Regions from separate parts of the Homo sapiens genome. Here region 2 is linked to region 1. A link is an interaction called in ENCODE POLR2A ChIA-PET data of the cell type or tissue named here. Cell type or tissue: GM12878. All regions are shown on one strand. Links, peaks and the distances in the headings refer to the core of each region. The heading gives the core; the rest is flanking DNA. Region 1 holds the start of LINC02594 (long intergenic non-protein coding RNA 2594). Region 2 overlaps DHX8 (DEAH-box helicase 8).

What was found. Peaks named below come from ENCODE experiments on the same cell type or tissue, not always from the same donor. Only the 100,000 strongest peaks of a DNase experiment are listed, where the experiment ranks them.
Region 2: POLR2A ChIA-PET joins it to region 1 with 6 read pairs; 6 of 35 experiments call an interaction of 5 or more read pairs at or near these places.

Annotation. Positions count from the first base shown.
Region 1 is chr17:43,659,648-43,675,592 of GRCh38, reverse strand. LINC02594 (long intergenic non-protein coding RNA 2594) reads right to left here and starts at 10,729. Exons shown (of 4, transcript NR_184089.1): 1 at 10,594-10,729; 2 at 5,953-6,004. It overlaps MEOX1 (mesenchyme homeobox 1), which reads left to right and starts at 13,671. Exons shown (of 3, transcript NM_004527.4): 1 at 13,671-14,527. The coding sequence starts at 14,059. LOC107985085 (a long non-coding RNA gene) reads left to right here. Exons shown (of 3, transcript XR_001752895.2): 3 at 160-603. RefSeq lists enhancers at 4,983-5,504, 5,505-6,028, 6,603-7,102, 9,422-9,947, 14,377-14,918. In GM12878, for the core only: no CTCF peak of the experiment used is centred there; DNase peaks (open chromatin) are centred at 4,412 and 5,362; H3K27ac peaks cover 1,020 bases.
Region 2 is chr17:43,508,767-43,524,711 of GRCh38, reverse strand. It overlaps DHX8 (DEAH-box helicase 8), which reads right to left. Exons shown (of 23, transcript NM_004941.3): 17 at 11,210-11,350; 18 at 7,390-7,545; 19 at 4,445-4,582; 20 at 3,833-3,961; 21 at 3,147-3,343; 22 at 2,486-2,665; 23 at 1-1,084. The coding sequence ends at 865. Among named protein-coding and RNA genes, the nearest start is that of ETV4, 30 kb to the left of the region's middle. In GM12878, for the core only: no CTCF peak of the experiment used is centred there; DNase peaks (open chromatin) are centred at 5,561, 6,961 and 7,371; H3K4me3 peaks cover 530 bases; H3K27ac peaks cover 1,787 bases.

The sequences.
Region 1 (15,945 bases), core at 2,526-7,525:
CAGCCCTGTCCGGGAGACCTCTCCTCTTTGAATGGCAGTGCCTGCGTCCTCATCTGTTCCACGCCCTCCCCAAGTTCATTCTCTTCCTCCAGAGCTAGCCAGACCTCCCAAAGAGCCCTGGCAGGAGCTCCCAAAGTAAGAGTTTCTTTGATCTCCTAGGTAGCTGCTCAATGCCAGTTTGTGGATCGACATGTGATTCTTACATTTGCAACAACATCTTCTGTGAGTAGCCTGCTCCCCCAGCACGAGGAAAATGAGACTGATCCTGAGAGGATTTGATTCGTGCATTCTGGAGGGACAAGCCTGCCTGGAAAAGTCTCCTGCAGGAGAGGCAGACCAGGCTGCCCCAACCTGAGTGTGGACTCCAGCCCTGGGCTGCCGGGCTATATGTCCTCCCATGTACCCACTACCCTCACCCAGTCTCAGCAGCGACTCAGAATCTCTGTCTGGGTCTGGTCCACCACCTTCCCCTATCTGGACTTGAACTCCTTCAGGGCTGGCACAGTGACCCATCATCCTATCATGCCCACAGTGACCTGCTGGGTGCTGTGAGATGTCAGTTTGGGCCCTGCTGTGTGCACCAACTTCACTGGTGATACTGTTACCACCTTAAGGGTCAGAGAGGTTTAAGAACTCACCCAAAGTCACCCAGCCAGTAAATGGCTCAGTTGGGGTTCAAACCCAAGTCTATAAGATGCCAGATCCCCTGGTCCATCCAGACACCTGACTGCATCTCGTACATTGCACACAGTAGATGTAAACAATACAAACGTCTACAGAAGTCAGGGACTGGGCGCGGTGCTTCACACCTGGAATCCCAGCATTTCAGAGGCCAAGGTTGGTGGATCGCTTGAGCCTAGGAGTTTGAGACCAGCTGGGCAACATGGTGAGACCCCGTCTCTACAAAAAGTACAAAAATTAGCCAGGTGTGATGGTGCACACCTGTGGTCCCTCATACTGGGAGGCTGAGGTTGGAGGATCACTTGAAGTTGAGGTCAAGGCTACAGTGAGCCGAGATTGCATCACTGTACTCCAGCCTGCGGGACAGAGCCAGACCCTGTCTCAAAAATAAATAAATAAATCTACAGAAGTGAATCTGCCTGGAAACGGAGAACCTAAAAGAATCATCAGGAGGTTTGGTTGGTGATGTAGCATTAAGGTGCCTGAGAGCCTCTTACACACACAGGCCAAGTGGGGATCTAAGCCAAAGCACCCCCTCCATGGTTTTAGGCCTATGCTGGTGAACAAGGCAGATGCAGCCCCGACAGCACCTGCCTTCCAGCTCTGCCACTGGACGGAGACATCACAGACTTGTAGCAGGGACAGCCATCCAGCCCACTGGGTGTTCACATATCTTCCACTTAAAACCTAGAAAATGGAAGCGCAGAGTAGACATAAGCCTGGTGCTGTTTTAAAAGGGAATGGTTTAGTAACCTGTAGGTAGCTCTCTTCCTATCCCCTGTGCCTGCATGCAGCTGTGGGACCACAGTGGCTTGACACCTCCATCAGTTCCCCCATTCTAGGGTCAGAAGTGGGTCCTATCAGAAGGTAGAGCTTTCTGGCCTGGGCACATTGCAGAAAGTGCTGCGGTTCTAATTCTCACCACCAGAAGGCGCTCCCAGACCCTCCGCTGGGTTCATACTACAATGTTTCCATCTAAATCCATGAATCAGTTTTTTCTCACTCCTCTGTATGTGAAAGCTACACCTAAAATGTTTCTACTTAAATCCATGAACTAGTTTCCCTTACACCTTCCTCTGTAGGTGAAAGTTCCTCCAGAGACTAGAGCAGGACTTTGAAGGCCCATGAACTGGGAAATTAACTGTTTAGGTGCCAAAAGTGGGAGTTGTGATGGGGGTTAAACTGACAGAGGAGGCGAATGCTATTGCTGTTTGAAAACGTAGGCCGGGCACTGTGGCTCACGCCTGTAATCCCAGCACTTCGGGAGGCCAAGGCGGGCGGATGACGATTTGAGGAGATGGAGACCATCCTGGCCAACATGGTGAAACCCTGGCTCTACTAAAAATACAAAAATTAGCTGGACGTGGTGGTGCATGCCTGTAATCCTAGCTACTCAGGAGGCTGAGACAGGAGAATCACTTGAACCGGGGAGTCAGAGGTTGCAGTGAGCCAGGATCGCGCCACTGCACTCCAGCCTGGTGACAGAGAGAGACTCCGTCTCAAAAAAAAAAGAAGAAAAAGAAAAGAAAATGTAACCACACATTCAGCTTTCAAAATACCCGAAGGCTCGGCCGGGTGCGGTGGCTCAAGCTTGTAATCCCAGCACTTTGGGAGGCCAAGGCGGAAGGATCATCTGAGGTCAGGAGTTCAAGGCCAGCCTGGCCAACATGGTGAAACCCTGTTTCCACTAAAAATACAAAAATTAGTAGGGTGTGGTGGCGGGCGCCTGTAGTCCCAACCACTTGGGAGGCTGAGGCAGGAGAATCACTTGAACCCGGGAGGTGGAGGTTGCAGTGAGCTGAGATCACGCCACTGCACTCTAGCCTAGGCAACAAGAGTGAAACTCCAGCTCAGAAGAAACCAAAAATAACCAAAGGCTGAGGACATCATTTCAATGTGTGTGTGTGTGTGTGTAACAAAGACCACAGTGTGTAGACATTGGGTTTCAGAGATCACCTCTGTGTCCAGCTGTCTGCGAGTCTGGACTGATGAGACTCTACCCTACCCCACTGGTGAATGTGGACCTGCATATGTGTATGGCAGCGGGAGTGGAAACATTGTCCTGATGTGTCTCCTAGCGTGTCTAGCTGTGTGTGTGTTGTTAGGAATGCTGGATGTGGATTGAGCTTTTGTGGCTGTGCTAGTGTGTGTGTGTGTGTGTGTGTGTGTGTGTGCGCGCGCACACGCGCCTGCCCCTGCTTTGGCATTTCTGCCCAGATCCAGGGGCTCTGCCATATGGGTGAGCAGGTACACACACGTGCTTAGTAGTATCTCTAAGGGTGTCAAGGACATACGTGTGTGCTGGTGCTCTGAGCCTGCCTGTATTCAATTTTGTGTGATGTGTGGCCCACATGCACCTGCTGTATATAGGGACTCTCAGGCTCCAGGGAGGAGACATACATGTGTATGTGTGTGTTTATGGGTGTGCACCCCTGGTGTCCTGCCTCTCCTGGGGCTCAGTCAAGGCCTTCTGCTCTCTGTTTCTGGGATGTTTTACTTCCCCATGACACAGAGCCCTTCTAGGCTGCTGCTCTCCTCTGTGAGCCTTGCACCTGCCTTTCTCCTTCGCCAAGCATGCCTTAGGGGAGATGGTTTATTTCTTCAATTAAAAGAAGAAAGACCCTGGGAGGCTGCACACTTAAAATTACCACATTTTAAAAAGCTCTGACAGTCATGAAACTATAAACCTCACAGCAGTGTCTCTGCTGCCCCCAGGCTACTCCCAGCCCTGAACTAAGGGGTTCACCTCCTCCAGGACTTGGATGGCCCCTCTCCTGAGGCTGGAAGATCACACCTTCTCTGATCAGAGAGACCCCAGTATTGTTTGCATGTGTAATCATGTGTTCATCTTTCCGTTCCTCCAGATCTTTTTCTTCCATAGTGTTATATTCAGGAAAGAGGTTAGGAAGCAGAAAACCCAGGTTCTAGCACCCTCTCCCTGGCTGGGTGACCTTGGACGAGGCTCCTAACCTCTCTGGGCCTCAGATTTTTCCATGGCAGAATGAAGCTGGTGCATATCATGATCTAAAGTTTCTTCCTGCTCTGACACTGACATCTGAGCCCCACAAAACCTTGACAGTGAGTATAGGAGTCTGCATTACCCCATTTTAATAAAGAAACAGAAGCTCATTAAGGTTAAGTGACCTCCCCCTTCCAGGGACACTGCATTTTCCACAACAGCACCCTGAAATTGACAAAGGCGGAGAGAGCAGCAAGAAACAGACAGGCACACGTTCACACTCCCTGCATGATCCTCTCTGAAAACACCCCGACAGCCAGGAGGGGATTGATGAGAATTTGCGTCACAGCCCTACACAGTAATTATTGGTGTTCATAATGATGCCCTAAGGCATTACATTCCCCTGAAATGCCTTCAGAATCATCAAAGAAAGATTAAGCCATGCCTACTATAATTGCTCTTTGAAATACCTTCTATTTTATTCTCCTGCTTGGAAAATTGATAACCTATGGATTTTCAATTAACTTTAAGTTACAAAGAATATTCAGTTTACCCAAGTATCTCATCCATTTATGGTTCCCTTTTAGGAGGAGTTGATTATCCATCTCAAGCTGTATTCCCCAAGGAGCCTGACGTTTTTACGAGATGACTGAGTTTGGGGGTGGAAAAACCCTTGATCTGTAATTGGAGGCCCTGGCTGCAGCCCTTTCTAGGACTGTGACTTTGGCAGGTCACCAGCCTCTCCAAACCTCAGTGTTCTCACCATTAAAAAAAATGGATTAATGCCAGTTCTGCTCCCTCGGTGTCATTGCCAGAATCAAGTAGATGATGGATGTGTTTGTAAATGTCATGTCTATGCAAATGAGAGATGCTCAGGAAGCACTTGAGAACTGCATGGTGAGACCTCTGGCATAGCCAAGCCAGCCAAACTGCTAGGCTGGGCAAAGAACACATAACAGGCATCCTGGCCTCATGGCATTCCCAATAACAACTGCTGCAGCCATGGCTAAGTCCCTAGGCCTCTCTGGGCCTCAGCTTCCTGATCTGTAAAATGGGGAGCAGAGAGAGTTGGACAAGATCAGAGATTGCAGATTGGTATTCCAAGAACCAGTCGTGCCATGTTCTGGGCTGCTTTTAATTGAATGGCAGTGTTTTGAATTCATTGCCAACATTTAAAAGTTGACAGGTTGCCTATAAAAAATCTGGAAATATGGCTTTTTTTTGACAAATGGAAAGATATGGTTGGTTACACTGGGCCCATGTTCATGCAAGGGAAAATTGGCCAGTGCCAAGTAGCTGTTGGCCCCCTCTTTCTCCCATCAAAGGCACCCAGGTGTCTCCCTCCCAGCTGGCTTGGGGAACCTGTGTTTACTTGCCTGGCTCCATGGGTTCTGACCCCTAAACTGACTGATCTCTAAAGCTTTAGACCTTGAACCATCATCACACCTCCCCCAGGTGTGCTGGCCTTCGTCGGGAGGGGAAGGGTGAGGTGGGCAGTGATCTGGGAACTTCCGCAGGGCCACCTTCTCCACCTGGCCTGGGATGGGGAGAGGCACATTCCTTCAGTAGCTCCCAGGCCAGTGGACAGAGGGCTCTGAAGAGACTCCCCCCACCCCAGCCCTCACAGCCAGAGCTAGTAACTCACAGCTGCGGTTACCCACACGCTGATTTCTGTTTTAAAAAATACTGCTGGGTAAACAGGGAGGGAAACCTGAGCTGTTCCCACACCACATAAATCCCCGGTTTGCTGTCCTATCTGGTTAGCTGGTTTCCCCAAATAATGGCACTGCTGCCTCGAAAGCAAGGGGCTGGAAAAGGGAGGCCCCGAGAAGTGGGCGGCTGGGAGTCTCCCAGGCTGGCTCCAGGCCCAGGCCTGGTGGCCTCCCTCCTTCTCTCTTTCAGCACTTCCTGCCCAGGGGCACTCACCTTTGTCCTCACTCCTTCCACCTGAGCCGCCCTTCCTCCACCCCTCTGCTTTGTCTCTCTCAAAAGACCTCCACAGAAGGCTTTCCTGGGGGACCCTGGGCCCTCCGGCAGCCAGAAAGCCCATAGCCAAAGGCAGACCTACCCCAACACCGCATTTCCCTCTGGAAGGCTCCCTTTAAAGTTTCCTTCCAGAGCCTTCTGTCAAAGTGCAACGTCCTGACTCAAAAGGTAAGGCCAGAGCCTTTTGCGTCCTGAAAATGAGTTTAGCCTTGGATTAGGATTGCCAGATTTAGGGGGAAAAGAAGACACTCAGTTAAATTTGAGTTTCAGATAAACAAACAACAATTTTTTAGTCTATGTCCCAATATTTTCTGGAACAGACTTACCTCAGCATTTTATCTGGCAGCCTACCTTAGCTCTTTTCCTTGAGAACAGGTTCTGATGGGGAAGAAGAAGAAGATAAAAGAGTTATTAGGGCCACCAAGGTGCCTATAGGCTGAATCTCCCAGCCTCCCCAGCAGTTCCTCACTGCCAAGTATATAGTTGCGGGCAATTGGTCTGTAGAGTAATTGTTGAACAGGACCCTCCTTAAAACAGGGCAGGGAGGGTTGGGCACAATGGCTCATGCCTGTAATCCCAGGACTTTGGGAGGCCAAGGCGGGTGGATGATTTGAGGTCAGGAGTTTGAGATCAGCCTGGCCAACATGACAAAACCCTGTCTCTACTAAAAATACAAAAATTAGCCAGGCGTGTAGTCCCAGCTACTTGGGAGGCTGAGGCAGGAGAATCAATTGAACCTGGGAGGTGGAGATTGCAGTGAGCTGAGATCACACCACTGCACTCCAGCCTGAGGGACTGAGTGAGAGTCTGTCTTAAAAAAAAAAAAAAAAAATGTAGAGAGGCTGGGCACTGTGTCTCACTCCTGTAAATCCCAGCACTTTGGGAAGCCAAGGTGGGAGAATCACTCAAGGAAGGAGTTTAAGACCAGCCTGGGCAACATAGCAAGACCCTATGTCTATTTTTTTTTTTTTTTTGAGACGGAGTCTCGCTCTGTCGCCCAGGCTGGAGTGTGGTGGCACGATCTCGGCTCGCTGCAAGCTCCGCCTCCCGGGTTCAAGTGATTCTCCTGCCTCAGCCTCCTGAGTGGTTGGGACTACAGCCATGCGCCACCACGCCCAGCTGATTTTTATATTTTTAGTAGAGATGGATTTTCACCACGCTGACCAGGCTGGTCTCGAACCCCTGACCTCGTGATCCGCCCACCTCGGACTCCCAAAGTGCTAGGATTACGGGCGTGAGCCACCGCGCCAGGCCCCCATGTCTATTTTTTTTTTTTTTTTTTTTTTGAGATGGAGTCTCGCTCTGTCGCCTAGGCTTGGAGTGCAGTGGCGCAATCTCGCCTTGCTGCAAGCTACGCCTCCCGGGCTCACGCTATTCTCCTGCCTCAGCCTCCAGAGTAGCTGAGACTACAGGCGCCTGCCACCACCATGCCTGGAGAATTTTTTGTATTTTTAGTGGAGACGGGGTTTCACCGTGTTAGCCAGGATGGTCTCGATCTCCTGACCTCGTGATCCACCCGCCTCGGCCTCCCAAAGTGCTGGGGTTACAGGCACGAGCCACCGCACCCGGCCCCCCATATCTATTTTTTAAACGGGTTGTGGGGAGGGGGGCAGTGGGCAGAGAGATGGGGAGAGTCCATTTGTCCTTCCTCCTTCGTGCTGTGTGGAATGCTGACATGCCAGCTGAACAAGGTGCCGCAGGGGGGCAAAGTAGAGAGACAGTGCCTGGGGGAGAGGCCATCTCAGCTTGGACTGTCACCTCCGGCCTTTTTTATGGGGGAGAATAATAAACTCTGTGTGTTTCCCCTTTTGTCATTTGTTTTCATTCTATACAGCTGACTCCAATACAGAACCCCTGGAAGGTGTTCATTTGCTGGGTGCTTACTGAGTGTCTGTACAGTGAGCCACCACTTTACAGTTGAGGAAACTGACTCATATGACTTCCAAGAGCCAGGTTTCTATGCAGGCCATTCTGTGTGTTACATTTTTCAGTCATCTGCCTACAATTTTGGTAGCAGACAAGTAGAGCACCAAAGGTTTAAATGTATATATATGTGTGTATATATATATATGTGTGTGTGTATATATATATGTATACACACACACACACACACACACAGAGAAAACCCATCTGCAGAACTTACCTCCCTTAGCTTAGTGTTTTCTGAGATTTAGAGAAAGACCTCGTTATTGGGCCCCTGGGGTGGAATGCAAGGACTATGTTCTATAGTTTACTCAACTCTGACCCTTGGATCATATTATTTGAGCATTACAAAGCCCTGTCAGGGCCAGGCGCGGTGGCTCATGCCTGTAATTCCAGCACTTTTGGAGGCTGAGGCGGGCAGATCACCTGAGGTCAGGAGTTCAAGACCACCCTAGCCAATATAGTGAAACCTCGTCTCTATTAAAAGTACAAAAAATTGGCTGGGTGTGGTGGCGCGTGCCTATAGTCCCAGCTACTTGGGAGGCTGAGGCAAGAGAATCACTTAAACTTGGGAGGCAGAGGTTGCAGTGAGCCGAGATTGCACCACTGCACTCCAGCCTGGTGACAGAGCGAGACTCCATCTCAAAAATAAATAAATAAATAAAAATAAAAATAAAAAATATTAGCCGGGCATGGTAGCATGCACCTGTAATCCCAGCTACTCAGGTGGCTGAGGCAGGAGAATCGCTTGAACCCAGTAGGTGGAGGTTGCAGTGAGCCAAGATCACACCATTGCACTCCAGCCTGGGCAACAAGAGTGAAACTCATCTCAAAAAAAAAGAAAACAAAACAAAACAAAAAACCCTGTGAGGCAGGCTGGCAGGCAGTAGTAACTCTGCTGCCTCAAAGTGTTCTGAGAAGCAAAGGACACATGTGTACATTCCAAATACATCCCAGGCCCAGTAGTAAACACGCTAGCCCACAGCCACGTATACCATATCCAAAATCTGCCTGTCTTCTGTCCATCCCTTAAGGTCTTACTAGAGACCAAGCATCTCATCTGATTCACACATTCTACTATGTAAGCGCAGGCTAATGGCTTCATCTTGTGCCCTGTTCAGTGGCATATAAATATTTCACAGGGCTCTCTGGAGTTGTCTGTAAGGCAAAAATCTCAGGTATCATCATCTTCATCATCCAGATGTTACCCCTGCATGCCAGGCTATGACAAGAGCTTTCATAGACCACCTCACTCACGTCTCTCAGCATCCTCATGCGGACGGAAGAAGTTTATCCCCATTTTACAGATGAGGAAACTGAGGCTCAAGTGATAAGGCAAGTCGCTCAAAGCCATTTAGCTTATTAATAACAGAGCTGAGGTCAGGCACAGTGGCTCATGCCCGTAATCCCAGCACTTTGGGAGGCCAGGGCGGGCAGATCACCTGAGGTGGGGAGTTGGAAACCAGTCTGGCCAACATGGCAAGACCCCATCTCTACTAAAAATACAAAAATTAGCTAGGTATGGTGCCAGACACCTGTAATCCCAGCTACTCGGGAGGCTGAGGCAGGAGAATCGCTTGAACCTGGGAGGCAGAGGTTGCGGTGAGCCGAGATCCCACCACTGCACTCCAGCCTGGGCAACAGAGCAAGACTCCGTCTCAAAACAAAAAACAAAAAAACAGAGCTGAGGTTTGAACCCACAGGCCCCCAATTCCCAAGGCCATGATTTGGACCCTTGTGTTATGTTGCCATAGAAGGTATCTGGGGGCTGGGATGAGCCGTCTTCACCTACATTGTGCTGTGTCCTGCCCAGTGGTTCAGCATAGTTAAGGACAAGCTATTCCTCACATGCATCACCCTTTATAGTCAGCCAGCTCTGTTCTCAGATGCAGTTCATTTATCCTCCTAACCGCCAGGTGAGGCCGGAACTGTCAACTCCATTTTGCCAGTGAGAAAAATGAAGCTCAGAGAAGGGTGTGATTTGCCTGAGACCACACAGCCGGTAACAGGCAAGGTCACACCTTGAACCCGTGTCTTCTGCCTCCAGGTCCAGGGCCTTGCCCTGACACCCTGCCTCTCCAAGCACAAGGGGGTGGGGTGGCCACAAACAGAAGCAGCCCTGTCCTGCCAAGTACACGCCTGCCTGCCACGCACAATGGGAGACATTCCGCAAGTTCCACGTGATGGCTCAGGTGTGGCCAGGCTGAAAGCCCTCCTGGGCCCCCCCACGCCCCTGGGGGACCTCCTCGTGACTCACACTTTTCCTCTTCCTCCCCTTATTCTCCCCAACAATCAGAAACCGGGGTCCCCTCCCTTCCTGAAAACAGAGCTCTCCTCATGAGGCCACAGGGCTTTTTCGACACACAGCTCCTTCCATCCATCTCTGTCTCTGGCCCTGTGGGGCCTTGACAGGGAAACGCTGACTTTGAGGAGGTTAAAGGTGCTGGTGCCCGGCCTTCATCTAACAAATGGGTTGCCGTGAGGGGAGGAACTGTTGTTGTTTTTTCCTGGCCTCAGAAGAGGGGCCTGTCAGGAAGATGTAGGGGCCAGCAGCCCCCGGCCGCGCCCCGCAAGGTGGCTGACAGACGCCAGCAGCTGCCGGGGGCTCCGGGGTGCCAGAGGCCTGTGTTCTCAGGGCAAAGCACCCCACCGCGCCCCCTCCCCATGGCCCTCCTGACCTCCCCACCCACCCCACCATGACCCAGGGCCCACCCCGTCCAGGGGCAAAGGGCCAGGCGCTGGGCCTCCCTGCCATGAGGTCCCTGGGCCAGATGCAGAGGTGGAGCAGGAATCCGGTTACAGCCTGCGGCCAGCCCAGGGGAAGGTTTTCCTAGGGAAGCTGACAAGCCAGATCTTCCTCCCAGCCTCCCACGGATTCCTTCCAGAACCCCCACAGCACAGCGTGCCCCCCACAAAGGACCTCACAAGGCTGTTTCTGTAGAATTTCCTCAGAACTCCCCATTCCCAGGTTCACCCTTTGGGATCATCGAGGTTAACCAGAAATAGATGTGCTAGGAAGGGAGCCACATTTGTCCATTACTTACTCTGCCTTTTGCATAAAGGATTTCTTTCTTTATTTCTTTTTCTTTTTCTTTTTTTTTTTTTTTGAGACAGTGTCTCACTCTGTCGCCCAGGCCGGAGTGCAGTTGTACAATCTTGGCTTACCGCAACCTCTCTGCTTCCCAGGCTCAAGCGATTCTCCTGCCCTCAGCCTCCCGAGTAGCTGGGATTACAGGCATGTGCCACCACACCCAGCTAATTTTTGTATTTCTTTTTTTTTTTTTTTTTGAGATGGAGTCTCGCTCTGTCACCCAGGCTGGAGTGCAGTGACGTGATCTCGGTGCACTGCAAGCTCTGCTTCCCGGGTTCACACCATTCTCCTGCTTCAGCCTCCCAAGTAGCTGGGACTACAGGCGCCCGCCACCACGCCCGCCTTTTTTTTTTTTTTTTTGTATTTCTAGTAGAGACGGGGTTTCACTGTGTTAGCCAGGATGGTCTCGATCTCCTGACCGCATGATCCACCCGCCTCGGCCTCCCAAAGTGGTGGGATTACAGGCGTGAGCCACCGCGCCCGGCCTAATTTTTGTATTTCTATTAGAGACGGGGTTTTACCATGTTGGCCGGGCTGGTCTTGAACTCCTGGCCTCAAATGATCTGCCTGCCTCAGCCTTCCAAAGTGCTGGGATTATAGGTCTGAGCCACCGTGCCTGGCCTACATAAAGGATTTCATTGAAGATTTGCAAATGTCTGTGGGCTGGGCTGCCTCAATTTGAATCCTGGGTCCGCCGCTTCCCTGCTGTGTGGCCTTGTGCAGGTTACACAGTCTATCTGTGCATCAGAGTCTTCTGCTGAAAAACGGAGCTGATAAAAAAAAAAGAGAGAGAGAGAAACGGAGCTGATGAGAATGACTGTTGCCTCAGAAGGCTTTTGTGGGAATCCGTGGGGGTAAAAATGTGTAAGGTGCAAAGTGCCTTACACAGATCCCACTCTGACTGTCATCTCAGATGAGGAAACAGAAGTTCAGAGAGATGGCCAGGCATGGTGGCTCATGCCTGTAATCCCAGCACTTTGGGAGGCCGAGGCGGGCGGATCACGAGGTCAGGAGATTGAGACCATCCTGGCTAACACGGTGAAACCCCGTCTCTACTAAAAAATACAAAAAATTAGCCGGGCGTGGTGGCGGGTGCTTGTAGTCCCAGCTACTCGGGAGGCTGAGGCAAGAGAATGGCGTGAGCCCGGGAGGCGGAGCTTGCAGTGAGCTGAGATCATGCCACTGCACTCCAGCCTGGGCGACAGAACGAGACTCCATCTCAAAAAGAAAAAAAAAAAAAAGAAGTTCAGAGAGATAAGGTGACTTGTTCCAGGGCACACAGCCAGGAAGTGGCAGACCTGGGGCTTGAACTCAGACCCGTCTAACCTCAAACCCCATGCCTCCTCCTCTGCATCTGGCCTGCTCCAAACTGAACAGCAGGACACCTGAGGCCAAGTGCTGATTCCACCATTTCTTAGCTGTGTGAGTCTGGGCAGCCCAGTCATCCATCTGAGCCTCGGTTTTGTCATCTGCAAAATGGAGACATAATTCTTACTTACCCATCCTAGGAAAGTTGTGAGGCTCAGAGAATTGTGTGTGCCACAGCTAAGCCCTGGGCAAAGCAGAAAGATGAGTCTGGTTGACAGCTATGACCCCATCCACTCTACTGGTCTACAACACTCTGACCGCTTGTTCCAGAAGAGGGCACATCTTTTCATATGTACACCCCTCCCCATCTTTTACAGCTGCTCCTGCTCCCAGGATGTGTATCTGACTGGAGTTTCTGGATTAAAGGCCAGTCGTGGCTTCATTCCACATCCCTGGGTGCCCTTCGGCTCCTCCTAGGAGCATCTCCTGCACCCACCCCCCAGGGCCCCACCTCCAGGCTGCAGAGCTAAGACCTAGGGGCCCCTCCTCAGGGAACCCTCGCCGTCTTTGGAAGCAGCCAGCAGAGACGCTGCTGTTAAGGTCCATGCCTGTTTCTGCCCCCATCCTGCTGCTCTGGGCCATGGGAATAACCAGTGGGGAAGGAGTTCTGGCCCCTGGGTGTTAGGAATGTCGTCCTCCAAGAAATTGCATTAACCCTCTGAGAGACCAGCAGGGCGCAGCCATGAGGAAGACTGGGCATCAAGATGGCACTTGGGCTGGCTGCCCTGTGATGTGCACCAGCCCGGAGACCCACGTGCCTGCTTGCCAAAGAGGCTCCTTTGGGGAATGAGGAGCCCCTGATTCCTATTTCCCTACCCCAAATTCCTCGGAAGCCTCCGCCTCTGGGGGATGAGAAAGGGAAGCAGGTGGGTGGAGGTGAAGGGGGCAGGGAGCAGGTGGGAGGAGACCCGAAGAAACTTCAAGGACCTTATTTAAGAGCCTTGCCATTGCTGTGAAGAAAAATGACTTGAAACCTCTCTAGAGAAGAGTGTGGCTAATTGGCATGTATGTTGGAGGTTAAAGAGCGGAAGGAAGAATCTGATTGTTTTTTTAAGTTACTGAGAAAGTGAGAATGTCACTCTGGGCAGAGAGAAATTCTTTTTTTCTAGAGTGTGCCTTTCTTTGTACTGCAGACCACAGTGGGCCGCTGAGACTTGCAAAAAAGATTTCTTTTAATCCACCTTCCTTTTTCGCAGGCAGCAGTAGAAGGGCCTTTAAATCAAATGCAATCACCAAGCTTGTCTCTTGCTCTTATTCCTCACTTCACTCCCTGGAATTTGGCATTTGATGGATTCTGGATCTGACTTAAGGCTTTTTCTAAATCCAAGACTTGGGGAATTTTGTTAACAGTGCAATAAAAATAACTTCATAGTGTTACAGGAGGCACATTAAAGACGGTGTGTGTGTATGTGTGTGTGTGCTGCTCTCTTTCCTTAAAAAAAAAATACAGACAATGTTTCTTTAAAAGTCTCCATCTGCAAATCCCATTAGATGTGCATATAAGGTTTCTGATGATTAATAGTTGCCTGCTAGGGTTTTGGTTGGAGGGGATCTTGTGTGTGTGGGTTAACCCCTCCCTCTCCTCTCTCACATTTCACTTCAGAAATTTGTCACTCTCTCCCCACCGCAGGATTTAAAAGTGTGTCCCAGCAGCCCTGGTCCAGCCCTCTGCAGGCATTTGCTCTGGGCTCCAGGACGAACTCCTCGTCAGCTGGTGCGTCTGGGTTGGGACAGTGAAAATGTTTAGTGTCATTGGCGACAAATACACATACAGGGGATCCCAGTAGGTAGGCTGGTGCATTGGAGGGGCAGGAGCAAGCCCGACATAGGTGTGTGCACACACATAGGAGTAGCTGGCCACATGTGTGTGTACTTTAAGGAGAGACTTTAGTTTTGGGTTTTTTTTTTTTTTTGGTTCCTGGGGTAAATTTTCTGTTGAACATTTTTCCCTCCTATTTAGTTTTTTTTCTTTTGCATTTTTAAAAATTTGAACATAAAAAGTATAAAGAATCAAATCTTTGAAAGGACCGAGGCGTGCAGCGGACAGCAGATGGATCCCGCGGCCAGCAGCTGCATGAGGAGCCTCCAGCCCCCAGCCCCTGTCTGGGGCTGCCTTCGAAACCCCCACTCGGAAGGCAATGGGGCCTCAGGGCTACCCCACTACCCGCCCACCCCGTTCTCCTTCCACCAGAAACCAGACTTCCTGGCGACAGCGACGGCAGCGTACCCTGACTTCTCAGCCTCCTGCCTGGCAGCCACCCCACACAGCCTGCCCCAGGAGGAGCACATCTTCACTGAGCAGCACCCCGCTTTCCCACAGTCCCCCAACTGGCACTTCCCTGTCTCAGACGCCCGGCGCAGGCCCAACTCAGGCCCGGCAGGGGGTTCCAAGGAAATGGGGACCAGCAGCCTGGGCCTGGTGGACACCACAGGAGGCCCAGGCGATGACTACGGGGTGCTTGGGAGCACTGCCAATGAGACAGAGAAGAAATCATCCAGGCGGAGAAAGGAGAGTTCAGGTAGGTGGCTCAGGAGCAGCTGATCATTCCTTTACTGTGTGACCCTGGGGAAGTTACTCACCCTCTCTGTGCCTAGGTGCTCTGAGCATGAATTTCTGTCTAGTCCATCCAAATGCAGGAGACTGGACCAGTTACCTTTGGGGTTTCTTCCACTGAGAGTTCTAGGATTCTCTGGTGATGGGGACCATGTCTGTGTCCCAGCACTCCTGGGCCCCAGAAAGGGTGTCCAGCAAGAGAATGAAACAGGATCAGCCAGGATTTGGAGGACACGTGAAATGGATCCTCTGGGTGCAGACTGGCGAGGGCTGGTGAGGGGCTTTCCTGAATCAGGCTGCCATTGAGTCATCCTCCTCCCCACCATGCTTTGGCCAGCCCCAAGTGGTCCTAGAGCCACAGGGCTCGCTTACCAGGGAAGTTCAGCTGAGGTTAAGGCTCTGAGAGCTAAGACTGAAGCTGGGACCCTGGGTGGCCACCCAAAGCCAAGACCCTATGTGTCCAGGAGCCTAGAGGCAGAGAAGCAGGCCTGCGGCTGGGATGGGAGAATCAAGGGGTGAGGGGGAGATGGAGGGCTGAGGTTTGGGGCAGACTGCCCACCAGATATCACCCTGCGGAGCTGGGCCATGTCCAGGCCAAGGGGACAGACAACTCAGCATGCTGAGATCTGGCTGACCCCCCAGGAAGGCAGCCCCGCAAGGAGCTGCAAGGGATGGGCAGCCTCTGAGAGAGTCAGGGAGGCAGGCAGCCAAGGGAGTCCGTGCTGGAGTCCCAGAGGCTGGAGGATGAGATTGGCCTATTTGTTAAGATTCCAGCTAAAGCCCTTCTCTTCCCCAGGGTGGGGACCTGCTGCTTCCTCACCTCCCCACCAGGCCCTCCCTGGTTGCTCACTATACCTGTCCACCTTTTGTCTGGTTCCTTGTCCCGGCCTCGTTCAGAACAAAGCAGTGACCAAGCCTCCTGCCCGTGCTGCCCTGTTTTCCTCCTGACAGCCGCCCTCAGGGGCACGCCTGTCTGTCGGAGCCTGTAGAGGACCTTCCCATGGGGCTAACCAGGGCAGGACAGAAAAGAAGGACACCAACCAACAGGTGGGAATGCTTTGTGCTTTGCTTTATAAGCACAGCTTTCCCGAGTTTCTGCTCTTAGCCAAGCCCAGGAATGCTCTGAGATGAATAAAGGGGTCTCACCCAAGAAAGCTCAAACTGAGAGGAAGAAGAGGCCTGCAGAGGTGTGTCAGCAGTGGGATGTGCCCTGATGGGGAGGCTTAAGGTGCCATGGGATACTGACGTCAGCTCTTTTGAGTCCCACGGGTTTGGGAGATGGGGACAGCAGGTTTTATTAGTACCTTGATTCTCTCAATCTGCAAAATGAAAGACTGAAAGTTGGTGAGAACACAGAAAGAATGGGGTCAAACTAGAGTGAGC
Region 2 (15,945 bases), core at 4,547-9,546, 150 kb after region 1:
GTGTTGTTACTTAGTATGTTTCAAAAGGAAATGGGACATGCTGCACATTGCGAATGTGGGAGGTGGAGGGAGCAAGGGGAAACCTTCTGTATTTAATATGTGCCATCTGTAGCCACTCAGGCCTCCAGACTGAAGTGCTCTGTGGAGAGGACATGGTTGATCATCGGGTGATCCCCCAGCACGGCCCGGCTAGTGCTGATGCTGAAAGACAAGGCTGGAAGTCTGGGTTGTACGTCGTTTCCGAGCGCAAAGAGGCCCTGCGTTCTGGTTTCAGGGGATTCAGGGGATTCTCATCATGTGTGCCAGAGCACAGATACTAAATCTCCCTCACCCTGAGCCCAGGCCAATATCCTAACCTTTCGGCTAAAAGAAAACAGTCACAGAAAACCATTTTTGTTTCCTTAAGAAAATAAATATTTCCACGAGGTCAAGCCAAAGTACAGGGGCTGGAGACGGGGTGGGAAGTGGGGCAAACACTTTAGATGAGCACAGTAGCTCCTGCTAGCTGGGGCATCAGGGCACTCACCATGTCCCTGCACAAGATGCTCACCCACTCCACCTTCCCATCCTGGAGCTGCACAAATTGTCCCTTTCTTGAAGTTGATGCAATGTGTCTCTGTGTTAGATATGAGCTCCCAACTGGGCCCAAGGACTTGGGGTGATGGAGGCTGCAGGCTCTTGCCAAAGCCAGGTTTAAATCCCTGTTTCTATTTTACCAGCAGGGAAGAAATGAGAGTCGAGTTGAGAAAATGCTCAGTTAAGACAGTCAGTCACGGGACAGCTGTATCCTCAGGACCAGCCTGTCATCGATAAGTCCAAGCCCTGGCTACTGCTGCTGGAGAGGCAAAGGAACAATCTTGCCTTTCAGCGCCGTCGGAAAGCTCGAGATATTCTCCAGGCATTGGGTTCCTCATAGCGGTTGTACAAGGGTTCAAGACGCTGTTGCTTCTTCTGTTTGCTTAGCTTAGTTGGGTCTGAGACCTTGAAGAAGGCTGGGGCAAACTCCACAAGCCACCGAGGGTCGATGGTGGTAACTTCACGCATGTATTCCTTGGTGGTGAGCACCAGCTCATGGTACACCACCCTGAGGGGGGACAGAGATAGTACTCAAGCCTCTGGATATAGGCCCCACTCTACAGTCAACCTGGTCCCTAGTAGGCCTCAGCTGAGCTTACATTTTATACTATTACCTCTCCTGCCTGACACCTATAAGACTGCAGTCTGTTTATGACAGCCACACCCCAATACTGAAGCACCCGCACACCTCTAACCACAAGAAAGGTCTCAGGAGAATGTATTCTAGTCCTGGCTCTGGCTCTAACTAGTTAAGTGACATGGAGCCAATCACATCCCTTCTCTAATCTGTTTCTTGCTCTATAAAATGTGAGGATGTTTATTAGAATGTTTCCACAGAATTCTAGGGCTCTGAAGAGGGGCCTCACACTGCCACAAGGGATGGAGAAGGCCAAACATGCAAGGAGCCACATTTCTAACCCTTCTACTGTGATAACATGGTGGTTTTAAATCAGTTTTATATTAGGGTTCTAGATAGAGTCCAATTTTTTAAAAATGCTACTTTAAAACAAGTTTTTTTTTTTAAACTACATCACTAGGTAGTTGTTTTTTTCTTTCTTTTTTTTTTTTTTTTTGGGACGGAGTCTCACTCTGTCTCCCAGGCTGGAGTACAATGGCACAATCTCAGCTCACTGCAACCTCTGCCTCCCGGGTTCAAGCTATTCTCATGTCTCAGCCTCCCAAGTAGCTGGGATTACAGGTGCCTGCCACCACGCCTGGCTAACTTTGTATTTTTAGTAGAGACATGGTTTCACTATGTTGGTCAGGTTGGCCTGGAATTCCTGACCTCTGGTGATCCACCTGCCTCGGCCTCCCAAAGTGCTGGGATTACAGACGTGAGCCACCATGCCTAGCCCCTAGGTAGTTGGTTTTTTTTTTTTTTTTTTTTTGAGATGGAGTTTCGCTCTTGTTGCCCAGGCTGGAGTGCAATGGGTGATTTCGGCTCACTGCAACCTCCACCTCCTGGGTTCAAGCGATTGTCCTGTCTCAGCCTCCCAAGTAGCTGGGATTACAGGCATGCGCCACCATACCTGGCTAATTTTGTATTTTTAGTAGAGACAGGGTTTCTCCATGTTGGTCAGGCTGGTCTTGAACTCCCGACCTCGGCTGATCTGCCCACCTCAGCCTCCCAAAGTGCTGGGATTACAGGCATGAGCCACTGTGCCTGGCCACTACGTAGTTTTTTAAACCACAATTTTTTTTTTCAACTAGGTCTCACCCCTATGATTTTAATTCTCTCATAGGGTTTGATACATTGTGCCTAATTCAGGTTTCTGCTGCTCTAGAAAGGCAAGCAGTGTTATACTAGGACATACTGGGAGTAGTGAAGACACAATCACAAAATACCAGGAAATTTACAGGTTTTTCTCTGCCCAGAAAAGCCCCTAGACCCTGGGACATGTCCACCTACCATTCTGGCTGTCTGTTGAAGAGGGCACTGGAAGGATGGATATAGACCACCTGCTGGTCGATCAGTGTCCGGTAACCCTCCTGCGGGTCTTTCTTGGCAGCATTACGGAAGAACCCACTGCAGATGGCCTTCTGCACTCGGACTGTGGACTTGCCACAGGAAACAACATCCAGCTTGTGTCTATCAAGATAGGACAAAAGATATGAGCCCACTCAGCTTTCACAGGTCTATTTTCACAATGACAGTGCCCAACACATCCATCTTGGGGTGCCCAGAGTAGTCACCAGGACCTTCCTTCCAGCCCTAAGTGTACTACAGAGGCAGCTCTACACAGTGGGCAGACGGAGGCACTCAGAGACAGACACTTTGTTTAGACAGGTATTCAATTCCACAGTAATAATGTTCCAGAGGGTTGCAAACAAAGAGCATTTTTTTCAACAACTAACAGATAATCTTCCTCTTAGGTATCTGAGGTAATTCTCAGGCATACCCTTACTTGGGGAGAAGGAATATAACAAAGATGGAAAAGCTGGAGGAAAAGGGTTATGTGAGGAGCAAGAGAAAAGGTGCCTATAGCTTTATAGGTACACACAGAGATGAAAAGACATGATACTCAAGGTGGTTCAACTCAAACATGCAGAGTCATCAGATTCCAGCTTACCTGTCCATTATGCCTAACATCTGCTTGCGAATGTCCTGGGCCCGGCGCAGGGAACGAGCCTGGATAAAGTTCTCATAGCACCATGGGTTGGAGAACTTGTTGTTCTTCCAGGAGTTGTACACAGCTAGCAGGGTGAGGTGGTCCCCTTCAGTCTGGTGGAATTTGGCCTTCTTCTGATCTGCAAGGGCTTGTTTATCCTGCCAAGCAGTGGGACAGAGGAACATTTCCGACTCAACAGCTACTAACTGAACATGGAGCAATTCTAGGGAGCCCTACAAGACCCTATCAAAAGTGTCCACATCAGGCTAGGCATGATGGCTCAGGCCTGTAATCCCAGCATTTTGGGAAACTGAGGCAAGAGGATCACTTGAGGCCAGGAGTTTGAGACCAGCCTGGCCAACATGGTGCAACCCTGTCTCTACTAAAAATACAAAAATTAGCAGCACACGGTGGCGCACGCCTGTAATCCCAGCTGCTCTGGAGGCTGAGGCAGGAGAACTGCTTGAACCCGGGAGGTAGAGATTGCAAGATCATTCCACTGCACTCCAGCCTGGGCAACAGAGTGAGACTCCATCTCAAAAAAAAAAAAAAAAAAAAAAAAGTCCACATCAAGCATTGGAATGGCAACAGGCCAACTACCCCAACTTCATGGCACCCCCATCTAAACTTGGATCTGAACTTCCTACCTTGGGCCTATAGAAGACGTTCTGCACAGACAGCATGGATACAATGGTCAGCATTTCCTCACTGCAGCCCAGATGCACAGACATGATGAGCATTTTGCATAGCATTGGCTCCAGAGGGAACTCTGCCATCTAGAGGGACAAAAAAAGACTACAACTGCTTCCCTGTGGAAGACACATTTGGATTCACCAGAGCAAGACCTTGGTCAGAGTGGGTAACAACACAGATTTTCCCAAAGCATAATGATGCCTTGGGATGCCTTTCTCTATCAGAAGAATGCTGTTGTTTATTCTTTTCCCAAATAAACTCCAACGGGATGTATGTGACCAAGCATATAACTACTGTTGGGGTAGATGAGAATTTTGCAGATGCCGTTTCTAATTAAGGCTACATTCAGTAATACATCCTCAGGCAAAATTATGAACAGAACACCTTTTTGTATAAAGAAGAAACAGTTTAAAGTGACAGTGGAGAAATTCAGGTTAAAAACAAACATTTAGAATTTTACTCAAAGCTTATCCACGGCCTCAGCCTGATTTTGTACAGACCGAAGGATGTGAAAGGCTGACCAGGGAATCTTCCCAAAAGCACAGGAAGTTGAGTCTGTCCCTTACCCGGCGGCCCAAGCGAGTGAGCAGGCCCTCGTCATCCAGGGCCCCCAGTGTGTACAGCTGCTCCATGGCTGTGATCAAAGTTTCCATAGGTGGGGCATCCATGAAATCAAAGGACAGCAGATCATTGATACCCATGGCCTAGAACAGAAAGGAAGAAGGCATGTGATAAGAGGGTCAGTCTAGCCAGTGTCAGCATGTGGGGAAGCTACTTGTTACTTTATTTCCCATTTCTTCAATTGCAATTAGGAAGCCACCGGTGAGACTGGCGGTAACTTCCAGGGCTGGGCCACATAAAACTCAGACTATTATAATAGAAAGCACATACTTGAGACAGAGTCTCACTCTGTCACCCAGGCTGGAGTGCAGTGGCCCAATCTCAGCTCACTGCAACCTCCACCTCCTACGTTCAAGCGATTCTTCTGCCTCAGCATCCCAAGTAGCTGGGATTATAGGCACCCGCCATCATGCCCAGCTAATTTTTGTATTTTCAGTAGAGATGGCGTTTTACCATGTTGGCTGGGCTGGTCTTGAACTCCTGACCTCAAGTGATCCGCCTGCCTCGGCCTCCCAAAGGAAAGCACATAATTTCTCAGGAAACTTTTTGAAAATATTCTCTCAGTTGGGCATGGTGGCTCACACCTGTAATCTCAGCAGTTTGGGAGGCCAAGGAGGGAGAATCGCTTGAGTCCGGGAGTTGAGACCAGCCTAGGCAACATGATAAAACGTCTTCCAAGAAAAAAAAAAACAAAAAACCCTAACACTCTCTCAAAATGACAATATGTACAACTCAACAGCAAAAGGACAAACAACTCAATTTAAAAAATAGGCACAGAGCTTGAATAGACATTTCTTCAAAGAAGATATACAAATGGCCAACAAGCACATAAAAAGATGCACAGATGCACAACATCAGTAGTAATTAGGGAAATGCAAATCAAAACTACAATGAAATATCACTTCATACCCACTAGGATGGCTATAATTTTTTTAAAAAACAGAAACTAACAAATGTCAGTGAGGACGGGAGGTATCAGAAACCTCATGCATTGCTGGTGGGAATGTAAGATGTTGCAGCCACTGTAGAAAAGTTTGGTGGTTCCTTAATAGGCTAAATACAGAATTAGCACATGACCCAGCAATTACACTTCTAGGTATATATCCAAAAGAACTGAAAGCAGACTCAAACAGATACCTGCACACTAATGTTCACAGCAGCATTATTGATAATAGCCAAAAGGTAGAAACAATCCAAATGTCCATCTGCTGATGAATGGATAAACAAAATGTGGTATATACATACAACAGAATACTATTCACCCTTAGAAAGGAATGAAATAAATGGATAAACCTTGAAAATAACATGAATAAATCTTGAAAACATTATTCTAAGAGAAACAGGTCAGATACAAAAGAATATTGTATGATTCCACTTAAATGAGGCTATCTAGAATAGACAAATTCAGAGAGGTAAAAAGTAGAAGAGTAGTTACCAAGGGATAGAGGAAGGGGGAAAGGGGAGTTACTGTTTAATGGGTACAGAGTTTCTGTTTGGGACAATGAAAAAGTTCTGGAAATGGATGTTGGTGATGGTTGTACAACATCTTGAATGTATTTAATGCCACTGAATTGTATACTTTAAAAAGCTTACAATAGTAAATGTTGTTATGTATTTTACAATAATAATAATAATAATATAGTCTACCAACTTGTCCTGTCTCTTGCATACATCATTTCTACTATATATCTATGAGGGATCTCATACCATGTTAGGTGGGAGGGATATAAAGATGGCCAGGATATGGCCCCTGCTTTCAGAGAGTTCACACTGGGTAAAAACTATGTTCACAAAACCACCACAGTGCAATCTACATGCCTGGCATGTAGCATGTGTTCAATACATTAGCTAATTCGATGAATAAAAGAAACGACTGAATGATGCACGATTCAAGTGTATATAAAGTGTGATGTGGTAGGACCTAAGCTTTCTATTTCTTTCTCATAAAGTGATTGTGACCATAAACACAGCAGGTGTTCAATAAATGTTTATTGTGTGAATAATAACTATGATGAATTATGTTAGCAATCATCAAGCACTGTGCCAAGTGCCTTTACCTACATTATCTCACTTATCTTTCCAACAAATACTATTAACAGCCCCTTTTTCAGAGCAGAACACAGAGCAGAGGGCAAAGTAAATAAACTTGCCCAAAGTCGCAGTTTGGAGCTGAAGTCCAAGCCACAGATGCCTCTCTGTTGGCACTTCAGAGACTGGAGTAGGTTTCTTTTTTCTTTCCAAAGCTCTGTTTTAGCCTCTTTGACAGGGAATAAATAATAAATGACAACAGAGCACTCTGCACCAGAAAGTACCAGGGCTCCAGGGTAGCATCAGTGTCGGGGGAAACGCCATCAGCTGGGAAATTACTCATACAGCTCCTCCTGCCAAAAGAGAATGAAGTCCTCACTGGGGACTGAGAGAGGAAGAACAATGATTCAGAATGAAAACCAAGCCCCTGAGAGCCAGTCTGAAATCTGTACTGACAGTTCCCTTGCAAAGTTTTTGAACAGGGGGTTTTCTCTCGTTCTAAAAGAACAGAATTGGATCTGAGCGCTAAAGTGGTTGAGGTTAGGTGTGTGTGTCCACAGTTTGGCATTGATTATATTTTTCTAATTTCCTTTTAGAAAATGCTCCTAACTAGAACCTTTTACAACCTAATATCCTGCTGGTTGTTATGGTAAGAAAAAATGTGTGTTCACAGCAGACATGCCAACTTAGCCCCAGACCTGCCGTGAGAGGCTGTTATCACAGCCATTTGCATTTCACTCAAAGGGACTGCTTTCATGAGGTTACTAAAGTATTTAACAAGGTTCATAAAACTGAAATTCATTTATGAAGGCCAGGATTGGACTGTTCCACCAACCCATTTTAACAAGACAGTGATTTCTACCTTGAGTGACAGCACTGTGCTTGCTAAGTTGGTTCTCTGGATTTCCGGCACGTTGGTGGTCAGCATTTCATCTCGGTAGGCACGTTCTGTGTACAACCTGTAACACTTCCCTGGGCCTGTTCTCCCAGCTCTGCCAGCTCGTTGCTTTGCCTGAGCCTAGAGGGGTGGGCATATAAAAGCAACATATCTGTTAAACACTGCTTAACAGCTTTACCCAGGATATCTGTTAAAAGGGGGACAATTAACAACTGGCAAAATCAGAAATGGGGTTGATTTCACTTCCTTTGGGACCATTTCCAAGACTACCAATGCTCTTATCTTCCCCTCTCCATACTCAGCACTTCGGGGAAGTTTGTTCGAGGGAGGCAATACAAGCAGGGTTAATGGAAGAAATATTATACAGATCTGAGACATATATCTTCAAAATAGTGTGGCGCAATATAAAAGAGAAAGCATAAAACAAGATGACAGAACACCATCCCCACAGTTATGACCAAAAATGTAAGTGAAATAAACATATTACGTCAATCATCCCAATGATGACTCTGCAGTCATTTTAAAAATTATGTTTGCAGGCCAAGCGTCGTGGCTTATGCCTATAATCCCAGCACTTTGGGAGGCCAAGGTGGGCAGATTGCATGAGCCCAGGAGTTCGAGATCAGCCAGGGCAATATGTTGAAACTTCATCTCTACAAAAAATACAAAAATTAGCTTGGTGTGGTGGCTCACGCCTGTAGTCCCAGTATTCAGGAGGCTCAGATGGGACGATCACCTGAGCCTGGGGAGGTCGAGGCTGGCTGCAGTAAGCCGTAATCACACCACTGCACTACAGCCTGGGCAACAACAAAGACTGATCCTGACTCAAAATAAAATAAAAAATAAAAATAAAAATCATGTTTGCAATGTTAAATGACAGAAGAAAATGTTCATTCGCATTAAATGCAAAATGCAAGTTACGAAACAATGTAAAATAATTTTAGTAAAAGTCTTTATATATCAACTACTAGAAGGAAATGACTAGGCGAAAAAAACCCTAAAATGTTAACAGTGGCTAACTCTGATAGTAGGCTTGCAGATGAGGTCTATTTTCTTTAGATTTTACCAAATATTGAACATGTATTATTCTAATAGGAAAATTAAATACTCAAAAAAATATACAAAACTGCATACTTACTTGACTACTAAAATTGCAACCATGAAAGAAATAAACATGAAAAAAGACTGGAATGAAAAACAGCAAAATAATAACAGTGGAGGTAGTAGGATGGTGGGTAAATTTTTTTCTTCTGTTTTTCAAAAATAATAAAACACTACTTCAAAAACACTGATTTTTTTTTAATTAAAAAAAATGTAGTTTAGCCATAGGTTGCTAGGAAACAATGAATAGCAATCTGAAGAGGGCCATTTTCTGACAAAACCATCTGTTGTTACAAACAGTACCAGGATTTACAAATTACTATGCCAGCTCCAAACCAAAGGATAGGTTATGAAAGGACAACTAACCACACAAATCCAGGCAGCAATCACACACAGTGGCTGGACTCTACAGCATTCTACACATGTCTCTCTCCAAATCAGGACAGGCATGTGTAACTAATTTTTTGATCACCGCCACCCTGACAAGTAGTATAGAGCATACAAGCTGGAGCCAGGCTACCCAGGTTCAAATCTTGGCTCCACTAGCTCTGTGATGTTAGGCAAATCACCTAACCCCTCTGTGCCTCAGGTTCCTCATCTGTGAAAATAATATCTACCACATAGGATCAATGCGAGAATGCACCAAGTCAATGCATGTATCTAGGACGTTAAGTACACTGTAAGTGTTAGCTATTATTGGGCCAGGCGCGGTGGCTTATGCCTGTAATCCCAGCACTTTGGAAGGCTGAGGCGGGTGGATCATGTGGTCAGGAGATGGAGACCATCCTGGCTAAGACAGTGAAACCCCATCTCTACCAAAAATACAAAAATTAGGTGGTCATGGCGGCATGCGCCTGTAGTCCCAGCTACTTGGGAGGCTGAGGCAGAGGAATCACTTGAACCCAGGAGGCCGAGGTTGCAGTGAGCTGAGATTGCACCACTGCACTCCAAACTGGGCGACAGAGCAAGGCCCCATCTCAAAAAACAAAACAAAACAAAAAGTGTTAGCTATTATTATTACTTAAGTTTCAAAATAAAAATAGCCTTAAGGCTTTCACAAATTATGAAAGTAATACATACCCACTGTAAAAGATTAAGACAACATATAAAAGTATAAAAGAAAATGCACATCATCTAGTAGCACCACCCATAAATAATCTTGGCTAACATTTAGACTACATGCTTTCAATCTTGGGCACAGCTCACTCACACATACTCTGAAGAAATGCTCACCATCTATTTTTAAACAAAAATTGGATTATACCATTCATGCTGTTTTGTAGGCTCACTTTTTCAAAGAAAATATTATAGTTACATGTTTATGTCATTAAATATAGATACACACCACCATGTTAATGCCACCAACATTCTATGGCATGAATATACCATAATTTATTAAACTACTTCCCTTTTGGAATACATTTAGAATTTTTTCCAGGTTTCCTCTGATATAAACCAATCCTTCGATGAACATCCTTTTCTATTACCTTTGGACATGTATTTAATCATTTCTAACTTTCAGATAAATTTCTATAAGCAGAACAGTTAGGTTAAAGAGATGAACATTTAAGTTTTGGATATACTGTTGCCAAACTTCTCTCAAAAAAGTGATCGGGTAATTCATTTTTAAATGTCATTTAGGCAGGAAATTATTCCATAATTACCAAAAAACCAGAAAATCATATAATTTATTATTATCTCAGATATCTATCTCGTAGCTAAGCAAGGTACTAGAAAATAAAGTACTGATCTTTCCATCTAAAATAGGTAATATAGGGTACTAGGATTCAAACTTTTTTTATGTTCTAGTTTTATGGGGCATTTAAACAAATTATTATTTTAGAGACACAGTCTGCTCTGTTGCCCCAGCTAGAGTGCAGTGATGCTATCTTAGCTCACTGCAGCCTCAGACTCCTGGGCTCAAGTGATCCTCCCACCTCAGACTCTTAAGCAGCTGGGACTGGTGGCACATGCCCCCATACCAGGCTAATTTTTTTTAAATTTTTTATAGTGACAGAGTCTTGCTATGTTGCCCAGGCTAGTTTAGAACTCTTGGCCTCAAGCAATCCTCCCACTTCAGCATTCCAAAGTGCTGGGATTACAGGTGTGAGCCAAGGTGTCTGGCCTTACGGGGGCATTTTAATAGTGAAATACTATTCTAAAGATTAAAAAGGGCCGGGCGTGGTGGCTCACACCTGTAATCCCAGCACTTTGGGAGGCCAAGACGGGTGGATCATCTGAGGTTGCGAGTTCAAGACCAGCCTGACCAACATGATGAAACCCCGTCTCTACTAAAAATAGAAAATTAGCTAGGTGTGGTGGCACATGCCTGTAATCCCAGCTACTTGGGAGGCTAAGGCAGGAGAATCGCTTGAACCCAGGAGGCAGAGGTTGCAGTGAGCCGAGATTGCGCCACTGCACTCCAGCCTGGGCAACAAGAGTGAAACTTAGTCTCAAAAAAAAAAAAAAAAAAAAAGATTAAAAACTTCAAGGATCAATCAGACTTCAGGGATAAAAAAAGATTAAAAACAAATAACAAAAAATCCTTCCCTCATGTCATTATAGTACCCAGTATCATAAAAGTTCATCTTTGAAAACAAGTTTGAAATATATAACCATAAAAAAGTTTCAGAAAGGCCCTAATCAGGATTATCAGGAAAACTGTTGATACAAGCCGTCATACCTGAGAAATAGGCGTCACCACGAGCTGGTCAATCCCTGTCTTGGAATTGTAAACTTTCTGTTTCACGAATCCTGGGTCCACCACATAGTAGATACCATCAATAGTCAGCGATGTCTCTGCGATATTGGTGGCAATCACAACCTGCAGGCAAGAGGGGCAAAGCTGGAGTGAGGTGCCCAGGCTCAGCCCTGAGGTGTGAAAAGGTCTTCTGAACCCAGATATCTTCCCAAAGGAATATGTGGCTATCTCTCTCTCTAGACGGTTAAAATGACACTTAATCCCAGCTCAGCCTCCAACAGCAGAAGGGAGGTACCTTCTGCTTAATGGTTAAGTTGGAAAAGGGATGGTACCTGAGAGGTGAGTGGAATAGGAAAAAGCTACAGCCAATAAAAGCCAATTTCATTTGGTGCAAATAGCTACTGTGTATCTCATTTTCTAGATCCAATGTTGATTACTACAATTTTAATTTTCTAGCACCCTGGGAAAGCAGAGATTTCCTGGCATCACATGTGCCAATGCAAAATGAGATTTTTCTTTCCCCTACCGAGACATCTGGACTAAAAAATGAGCTGCTTGTATTTTGCGGAATATGTATGTGGAACAAGAGGGAGATTGCTTCTTTTTACTGATCATAAAATGAACCATGAGATGACACAGGAATTTCACAGTTTGCGTGTGTGTAGCAGTCTATGTGATCTGGAGGATTATTAGTCTCAGCTTGGCACTGTCACTGTTCTTCCACCCAAAGGTTCAGCTAATAAAACACAATTGCTTGGAAAAATCATCACTGGGGGCACCGGAATATCACGCATCATGCCAGCATCTTACTGGTCCTGAAAGGCTTCTACCTGCTACAGAACTACAGAAGCCCTGCTTAGAAAGAACTCTCATTATTAGGAATAGAATAGGGGAGAAATTCACCATCTTTCCACTCAAGCCTCCTCCCATGTTTCCCTCCTCAGTGCCATCTTCCATCCAGCTGCCCAAGCCAGAAACCTGACAGTCATGCCTGACTTCCCTCACCCTTCTTCCCTTTACCTGCTAGTACCCACCAAGTCTTGTCCATTTTAACTCTTTAACATTACTCAAGTCCATCTGCCTTTTTTTTTTTTTTTTGAGATAGAGTCTCACTCTGTTGCCCAAGCTGGAGTGCAGTGGTGCAATCTCGGCTTACTGCAACCTCCACCTCCCGGGTTCAAGCGATTCTCCTGCCTCAGCCTCCCGAGTAGCTGAGATTACAGGCACGTGTCACCATGCCTGGCTAATTTTTGTATTTTTAGTACAGACTGGGTTTCATTATGTTGGCCAGGCTGGTCTCGAACTCCTGACCTCATGATCCATCCGCTTCAGCCTCCCAAAGTGCTGGGATTACAGGTGTGAGCCACCACACCCGGCCAAGTCCATCTGCCTTCTACTCTTAGGTATATGTCCAAGAGAAATGAAAACATACGTCCACACAAAAACTTGGTTTTCTTTTTTGAGACAGGGTCTGGTTTGCTCTGTAGCCTTGGCTGGAGTATAGTGGTGTGATCATGGCTCATAGCAGCCTCACCCTCCCAGGCTCAAGTGATCCTCCCACCTCAATCTCTTGAGTAGCTGGGACTATGCATGTGCCACCACGCCTGGCTGATTTTTTTTTTTTTTTTTTTTTGTAGAGATAGGGGTCTCACCATGTTGCCCAGGCTGATCTTGAACTTCTGGGCTCAAGGGATCCTCCCACCTTGGTCTCCAAAAATGCTGGGATCTGCCAGGCGTGGTGGCTCATGCCTGTAATCCTAGCACTTTGGGAGGCTGAGGCGGATGGATCATCTGAGATCAGGAGTTCGAGACCAGCCAGGCCAACATGTCAAAACCCTGTCTCTACTAAAAATACAAAAATTAGCCAGGCATGGTGGCACATGCCTGTAATCCCAGCTACTCAGGAGGCTGAGGCAGAAGAATCACTTGAACCTGGGAGGCAGAGGTTGCAATGAACCAAGATCATGCCACTGCATTCCAGCCTGGATGACAGAGAAAGACTCTGTCTCAAAAAAAAAAAAAAAAAAATGCTGGGATCACAGGCATAAGCCACTGCGCCTGGCTCACACAAAAATGTGTAAACAAATGTTCACAGCAGCATTATTCAAGAAAGCCCAAAAGTGAAAATGACTCCTATGTCTATCTTTATCTTCCTTTTGAGATAGTTTTGCTCATTGCCCAGGCTGGAGTGCAATGGCACGATCTCGGCTCACTGAAACCTCTGCCTCTTGGGTTCAGGTGATTCTCCTGTCCCAGCCTCCCAGGTAGCTGGGATTACAGGCACCCGCCACCACGCCTGGCTAATTTTTGTATTTTTAGTAGAGACAGGGTTTCACCATATCAGCCAGGCTGGTCTTGAACTCCTGACCTCAGGTGATCCATCTGCCTCAGCCTCCCAAAGTGATGAAATTACAGGTGTGAGCCACTGCGCTCAGCTCCAATGTCCATCAACTGATAAATGGATAAACAAAATGTGTTGTGCCCATACAACACAACAGTATTCAGCAAGAAAAAGAAATGAAGTATTGATACATACTACAATGTTGATGAACTCTGAAAACATGCTAAGTCTGGAAAAATCACTGGAAATAAGCCAGCCACAAATATGTGATTTCATTTATATGAAATGTCTAGAATAGGCAAATCCACAGAGATGGAAGATATAGGTTAGTGGTTTCCAGAGGCTGAGCAGAGGAGTAAATGGGGGTAGATGACTGCTAAAGGGTACAGCATTTCTTTTTAGGGAGATAAAATTGTTCTAAATATAATTGTGGTGATGGCTGCACAATTCTGTGAATATGGTTAGCCCTCTGTATCTGCTGGTTCCCCATCTATGGATTCAACCAACAGCAGATTAAAAATATTTGAGGAAAAAAATTCAACAATAAAAAAATACAAATAAAAAATACAGTAAAACAACTGCTTATATAGCATTTACACTGTATGAGGTATTATAGGTAATCTAGAGATAAAGTATCACACAGGAAGATGTGCATAGTTTACATGCAAATACTATGGCATTTTACATAAGAGACTTGAGCATACTTGGATTTTGGTATCCTCGGGGGTCCTGGAACCAATCCCCACATACCATGGGTAAAAGCCTTTGAACTGTACACTTTAAAAGGGTAAATTCTGGCTGGGCACGGTGGCTCACACCTGGAATCCCGGCGCTTTGGGAGGCCGAGGGGGGCAGATCATCTGAGGTCAGGAGTTCGAGACCAGCCTGACCAGAATGGAGAAACCCTGTCTCTACTAAAAATACAAAATTAGCCGGGTGTGGTGGCACATGCCTGTAATCACAGCTACTCGGGAGGCTGAGGCAGGAGAATCACTTGAATCTGGGAGGCGGAGGTTGCGGTGAGCCAAGATCGCACCATTGCACTCCAGCCTCGGCAACAAGAGCGAAACTCCATCTCAAAACAAACAAACAAACAAACAAACAAACAAAAAACAGTAAATTCCAATCTGGGCAACATGGCGAAACTGTGTTTCTACAAAAAAAATACAAAAATTGGCTGGGCGCAGTGGCTCACGCCGGTAATCCCAGCACTTTGGGAGGCCGAGACCGGCAGATCACATGAGGTCAGGAGTTCGAGACCAGCCCGGCCAACGTGGGGAAACCCCATCTCTACTAAAAATACAAAAATAAGCCAGGCGTGGTAGTGGGTGCTTATAGTCCCAGCTACTCGGGAGGCTGAGGCGGGGGAATCGCTTGAACCTGGGAGGTGAAGGTTGCAGTGAGCCGAGATTGTGCCGTTGCACTCCAGCCTGGGCAACAAGAGTGAAACTCTGTCTCAAAAAAAAACACAAAAACAAAAACAAAAACCAAAATTAGCCAAGAATGGTGGCATGCACCTGTAGTCCCAGCTGCTTAGGCGGCTGAGGCAGGAGGATCACTTGAGCCTGAAAGGCAGAGGTTGCAGTGAGCTGAGATCACATCACTGCACTCCACCTTGGGTGACAGACTGAGACCCCATCTCAAAAAAAAAAAAAAAAATAAGTGGGAGGTGGAGGGAGTTAATTGAAAGGTATGTAAATTATATCTCAATAAAACTGTTACTAAAAAAATACCTACATCCATCTGTCTCCTTTCCTGTTGTCTCATACACACAGTCATATACTTGGTTCCAGCCACTGGAACTATGCCATTCCCTGAACTGGCCCTACTTGCTCGTCTCCAGGCCATCACAGATAGTTCTGTGTCCTTAGAATGCTTGTCCCCTTGCCTTTCAAGAGTTCTCCAGGACTACCTTAGATCCTTATTTCCTCTAGGAAGACAGGGTTGGGTGCTCCCGCCTGGGTATCCAAGCATGAGTGGCATTTTCACACTAAATGCTGAAAGTCTGTTGACTGGGGGATGCCCCACAGCAGATAGAGGCTTGTTCTCACAATGCAGCTCCCATGTGTAGCCCAAAGCCTGGTAGATGCTCAAAAAATATTTGTCAAATGAAGAAGAGGAAGAAGAGGAGAGGTCACATACTAAACAAATTGGTTGGACCTCATTCCTAAACAAATTGGTTGGACCAGTCTCTGAAACCTAACAAACAAGACTTGCATACACCTGGCCGGGCGCGGTGGCTCACACCTATAATCCCAGCACTTTGGGAGGCTGAGGCGGGCGGATCACGAGGTCAGGAGATCGAGACCATACTGGCTAACACGGTGAAACCCCGTCTCTACTAAAAATACAAAAAATTAGCCAGGCGTGGTGGCAG